Linked DNA regions of Homo sapiens: region 1 is linked to region 2. The links are chromatin loops, found by intact Hi-C in ENCODE. Cell type or tissue: prostate gland. All regions are shown on one strand. Each heading gives the region's core, and the rest is flanking DNA. Links, peaks and the distances in the headings are about the cores only. Region 1 has its middle 29 kb from the start of KIF6. Region 2 overlaps KIF6 (kinesin family member 6).

Region 1 (2,927 bases), core at 97-2,596, 260 kb after region 2:
AAGATGGGGTTGCACTCTTTCAAATGCCTCTGACAGGAGCTTACCATTTTGGGGGGAGCAAACTTGAAGGATAACATTTTGATTTAAGCTTAGCTATAGTCAACACAGACCTAACACAGACAACAGTGGGTTCCTTCCCTTGTCTGACAGTGAAACCTATGGCTCACTTCAGCCCTCTCTCACCTAGTCACGTGGGGTCACTGGAGCATGATTGCAGTTGTCTTCACAGTAGTCTCCTTAACATGCTACAGTGGGATGCCATCCACTGCTCAGTATCATCAGAACATGTTGTCTCTGTGTCCTCACTTCCAATGTCTGCTTATTTTTATCCTCCTCACTGGTTTTCAAAGGCCTCCTTATCCACTTGCCAATCTCAGCCAATAAGCTCCTTCTCTCTGGCCACAGAGTTAGAGGGCTGCCTTTCTTCCTTTTCCATAATTCAACTCACTTGTCAGACCCAGCTCAAGCTCCTCTATCTGAATTTCTATGTAGGGAGGCTGTTGACTAACGGGCCATCGGGGCTGCCTCATTACTCTGTTGTCTGGAACATACCCATCTTTGCAAGGAATTGCACAATGTATTAACGGCTTCTGAAAATAAGGCTTACCATGCCTCTTGGAAAACTAGGATAAAATTTATCTGAAATAAAATGACCAATGCAAGCTTAAAAAAGAAACCCACATAAACTAAACTTTTTGGAAACAAAACAGAAGTTTTTGGCCTGAATAACTTCCTCAAATTTACTCCAGTTAAGGGCTTATTTATAGAGACAACCCAACAGATCCTTCTAGACTTTTCTTTAACCTAATAGGTCAATTAATTCTTTAGTTTCTTTTCCACCATTCCCTGCCCACCTCAAAATCTTTATGCTGAAAAAGTATAGAATCTATAGGACCAGATTGTAAATTTTTTGAAGTCAGCTTCTGAGCCTTAAATTTCCTCAGAGTCCTAAGAATGTTTAGTACATTATCTTACATACAGTAGATCCTCAGATATTGTTTGTTAAGTCGGCTATATTTCAGCTTCCAGTTATGTGACATAAAATAAATGTTTGACAATACAGGCTGGATTAAATTACCTCTACCTAATTCGCCTGAGATCCTGAAACAGATTTTCTAAGATCTTAAGCTACAGGAAAAATACATGAAATACAGGGAAGTTATCTCCTATCACCACACAAATAGTAAAATACTCTCTAGGGAAGCCGGCTTTCATTAGGCTACTCCTAATTATCTGAAACTGTATTTCAACTTGACTAGAATCTCTCACACTGCACATTCTCCCTGGATGACCTCAGCCTCCCTTGCAGCTTCAGCTACCTCCTAAAAGTGAATACTTCTCAAATGTCTTTCCAGCTCCTATCCCTTTCATGACCTCTGGGCCATCCAATCCAACTCTTTGCTGGAAATATCTACTTGAGTGCTCAACAGCCAGCTCAAAGTTAATATGTCCAAAGTTAAACTCCAAAGCTGCTCTTCTTCATATTCCGAATATTATTTTGTAACAACATCATCCTTCGTACTGGACCCCAGCCAAAAACCTTGGCATCATGCCTGACGTTTCCCTCAACCTTACTCTCCAGATTGAATCAGTTGCTATATACCATTGTGTTTGTCTTCTTAGCTCTTTATTTTTTAACAGTTTTTTAAGGTTTAATTTATATTCTATAAAATTCATACACTTTAAATATATTATTCGATGTGTCTTAACAAATGCATGTGGTTTTGCAACCATCATCCAGTTTTAAAACACTCCCATTACATCAAAAATTTCCCTGGTGACTCTTTGCACACCATCCTGGTCCCAAGCAACCACTTATATGTTTCTATAGTTTTACCTTTTCTGGAAATTTCATACAAATGGAATCATACAATACAAAGTCTTTTGTGTCTGGTTTCTTCACTTTCCATGAGGTTTTTAAGATTCATCCATGTTGTTGCATATATCAATAGTTTGTTTCCTTTTATTGTTGACAGTATTCCATGCATGGCTATAACACATTTTGCTTATCTGTGGACATTTGGGTTGCTTCCAGTGTGGGCTATTATGACTCATGTGGCTATGAACATTCTCATACAAGTCTTTCTGTAGATAGAGGTTTTCTTCCTTATTCTTGGATAGATAACTTGGACTGGAATTGCTGGTTTATGTGGTAAACGTATGTTTAACTTTTTAAGAAACTGCCAAACTGTTTTACAAATTGGAAGTATTATTTTATATTCCCACCTGCAGTGTGTTAAGGTACGAGTTTTCCACATCCTTATTCATACTTGTTATTGTCTGTTTTTTAACAGTAGCTGTACTAATAGGAGTACCATTGCATTTCATTATCATTTAATTTCTATTTCCCTAATGACAAATGATGTTGAACATCTTTTCATGAAATCTACCATCCATCTATCTTCTCTAGTGGGTATTTATTCGTATATTTTGCTATTTTTTTATTAGGTTGTTTGTCTGTTACTATTGAGTATAAAGATTTTTATATTTTTGGGATACAAATCCTTTATCAGTTATATGCTTTCCCAATATTTTCCTGTATCTGTGACTTGCATTTTCATTTTCCTATTAATGTCTTTTGAAGAGCCAACATTTTAAATTTCTTAGCTCTTTTACTTATGTATTTATTTACTTAAATTTTTTTTATTTCAATAGTTTTGGGGGTACAGGGTTTTTTGGTTACATGGATGAGTTCTTTAGTGGTGGATTCTGAGATTTTAGGGCACCCATCTCTCAAGCAGTGTACACAGTACCCAATATGTAGCGTTTTATTCCTCACCCTCTTCCATACCTCCCCTTGAGTCCCCACAGTTCATTATATCATTCTGTATGTCTTGTGTCCTTATAGCTTACTTCCCACTTACAAGTGAGAACATATGGTATTTGGTTTTCCATTCCTGAGTTACTTCACTTAGAATAATGACCTC
Region 2 (2,927 bases), core at 289-2,788:
ATTGGGCTCAGTGGGAACTTCCTCAGCAGCATCCTGCTCTCCCAGCCCCACCCTAGCTTGAGATATCAGCTCCCTGAGGGTAGGTGAGGCGATTGCCATCTTAATATGTGGTCCCTCTTTCCCCAGGGGCCACCTCTTGCCTTATCCCAGCTTTCCTTATAGTATATTGCAAAGAGCAGTGATTCTCTGGAAGGTTAAAGGTTTTACGCAAATAAAAGAGGTGGGGTGGTGCTATGATCAAATAAGCCTGAAAAATGATGGATTAAACAAAACAAATAGTTGTATGGGTGGATTAAAAAGATTAATTTCCTTTCGGTCAATCTATGCAGAGTATGACTTTTTTACGGGGAGGATGTAGTATTTTGCATCTCAAACTTTTCTGATCAGAGAATCCCTCTCTCACTGAGTTTCTGCCAGGACTATACTTCATGGAGAGGAGAAAAACAGCTTCCGGATGGGGGAGGGGATGGAGGAGGGAGCCCTTTGTCATGTATAAATGTGAACTGCTTTCTGAAAACTCTGAAAAGTAATGGAGGGGGATACCTTCAGGGGCCTGGGGACCCCAGAATAAGAAAGAAGAGTGAGAGCCAAATGTGAAAGCCATTTCATCTCAGGCTGCTGTGGTCTGGAGAAACTTGAGCTACATCTTCAAAAGTCTCCCTATCCCAATCATTTCTTCAATTCTATCTTTTCCTCAAGCTGCCAGCCTGTTTTTCTTCTTTCCCTTAACATTAAACCTCTAAACTGCCTGCTCTGCTTCTTCGAATCCCACATAATCGGCATCCCATTATGTTTTGGCTCCAGTGCCCACTATCTACCGACAGAGATCTACCTAAAGTCCCTCAGATTTCACTGTCACATCACACTTCATTTGCCACATGACCACAGGACGGATGGATGTCAACAGGGGAGGCAGAACCTTCCAATCTAGACTGAGTTTCGAATGGCTCAATTGGCTCCCATAATAGTGGCAGTGATAGAATTGCTAACGTTTTTTGACTACTTATTCTGCTCAGCCACTATTTTAGGCACTTCATATTAACACTAAATATTAACACATTGAAGACTCACAGTACCCCTGTGAGGGCATAAGTAACTTCCTTTTTTCCTTGAGTGGCAGAGTCCAGCCCCTACACTGTTATTCTCCCTGCTCATCCTCACTGGAGGGAATAAAGTTTAGAGAAAAGTGACTACCCCCCCAACTCCATCTGCAAGCCTGAGATGGTCGTAGGGTAAGGGTCATCTATTTTTATGAGAAAATCTTGTTTACAGGGAAATCCCCATTACACTCAATGTCTAAAGCCAACAGAAGCCTCTTGATAATAGTAAATTATCAACATTTTCACATCAAACCAGGGATGATGAATATAAATTCGTAAACTTATTATATGACTAAAATGAGGCAAATCCTGGGTGAATATAAGTTTATGCTTCAGGAACTCATCTTTATATTTTCAAGACCCTTCACAAAATTAACAAATTTAGGAATTCCACTTTGATTTATAGCACTTAATCAAGTTACTTAAAACGTCTAACTCTTGTACAGATTTACAAAACTGCCACCATGCTAGATTAATTGCTTGGGTCACAAAAGAAAGATTCCACACTGATGCTTTACAACTTTATATTTAGGTGCCTTGCCCGCCTTTGCAGGCAGGCTTCAGTGCAGGAGCCGTGTGGCCATGTGCAGCTCCTCTGTGGGGCAGCAGCTGGACTCCACTAAAAGTGGAAAACTGCTCGTTCTACATTAGACTCTCTTTCGCAATTTCGGTAAGTTCTTCAGTGACAGGAGCCAGCCTGCCAAAATGTCAGCAACAGGATTTGGTCCAACATAAACACCCAGCATTATGTGGCTAATGCACTGAATTAGAGTTACACTGCTACCCTCTATTCCTGCTCAAAAACGACTTTCCAGATCCCAGAAAAACAGATCTGTCAGCATGAAGATTGGGATAGCTGTCAAATAGAGAAGTCAATGCTGTTTAAGTCCCTTGTCATTAGCCAAGTCTGGGGAAGGCCGTAAGAGTTTCAGGCTTCTGATGCACCCCTCGCTTGGGTTCACCAGATCTTATTTTTAACTTCCCAAGATCCTAGGCAGATGGTTTGTGTGGAAAGGAAGAAATTGATGATTCCATGTGTTTACCAATCAATCAACTGTAGCACAAAGCCCAGTGTTCAGGGGTCCTAACCATCAGTCTAAGGCAGGCTCAGAACCCAAACCTGGTCCATACATTACAACGTGAGAAATTTCATCCACAGTGACAGATCCCATGAGGTTCGATGGGGCCAGACCTCTAGGGACAATACTGAAGTTGCTTTTGACAACTCTTCACTCTCCTATCATCCCTCCCCCCATCACGAAGTACTCAAGCTTCCTAAGTTTTCTATAATGTTCTGACAGATTCCATCTCCTTGTCCTCTTTACCTTGCAGTCCATCCCCTGTTCTGTTCCACTTCATGTTTCTGTAAGTGAACATCTAACAAACAGATTATAAACTATTGGTAACTAGAGAGCCAACTTAATTATTTTGGAAACTTATTCTTGTTGTTCATCTTTAAAGAAACGTTCTGTCCTATAAACTAGGAATCTAGGATGTCTTAGAGAAAGGAGAATTCCATAATTCCCAAACTTTAGGTTGCATCAAAATCATACAAAGAACTTGTAAAAATGCAGTTTGCCTGTAGTGGGGCCCATGTTCACTAATTGTCTGCATGCAGCTTGGGATTTGGCACTTTGAGAAACATGGGCCTATACAGAGACCAAAATTTTTCCTCCTTCCCAATTCCTGGATCCTGCACAATCTACATTAAAAAAATAATAACTCTTCCAATGATTCAGATGCAGCTGAGCTACAGAACTCATGATGAAAACACCAGTCTACGTAGTTCCCTTATCTCCCTCTAGAATATCTCCCTAATCAGCTGTT

Evidence for each region. Hi-C counts contacts between places; a loop is a spot of excess contacts. Peaks named below come from ENCODE experiments on the same cell type or tissue, not always from the same donor. Only the 100,000 strongest peaks of a DNase experiment are listed, where the experiment ranks them.
Region 1: it touches region 2 in a loop (2.4-fold over the local background); 1 of 110 quality-filtered maps calls a loop at or near these places.

The regions. Positions count from the first base shown.
Region 1 is chr6:39,753,389-39,756,315 of GRCh38, forward strand. No RefSeq gene overlaps it. Among named protein-coding and RNA genes, the nearest start is that of KIF6, 29 kb to the left of the region's middle. In prostate gland, for the core only: no CTCF peak of the experiment used is centred there; no DNase peak of the experiment used is centred there.
Region 2 is chr6:39,495,377-39,498,303 of GRCh38, forward strand. The region is part of intron 13 of KIF6 (kinesin family member 6); the gene reads right to left. Among named protein-coding and RNA genes, the nearest start is that of KCNK16, 170 kb to the left of the region's middle. In prostate gland, for the core only: no CTCF peak of the experiment used is centred there; a DNase peak (open chromatin) is centred at 1,785.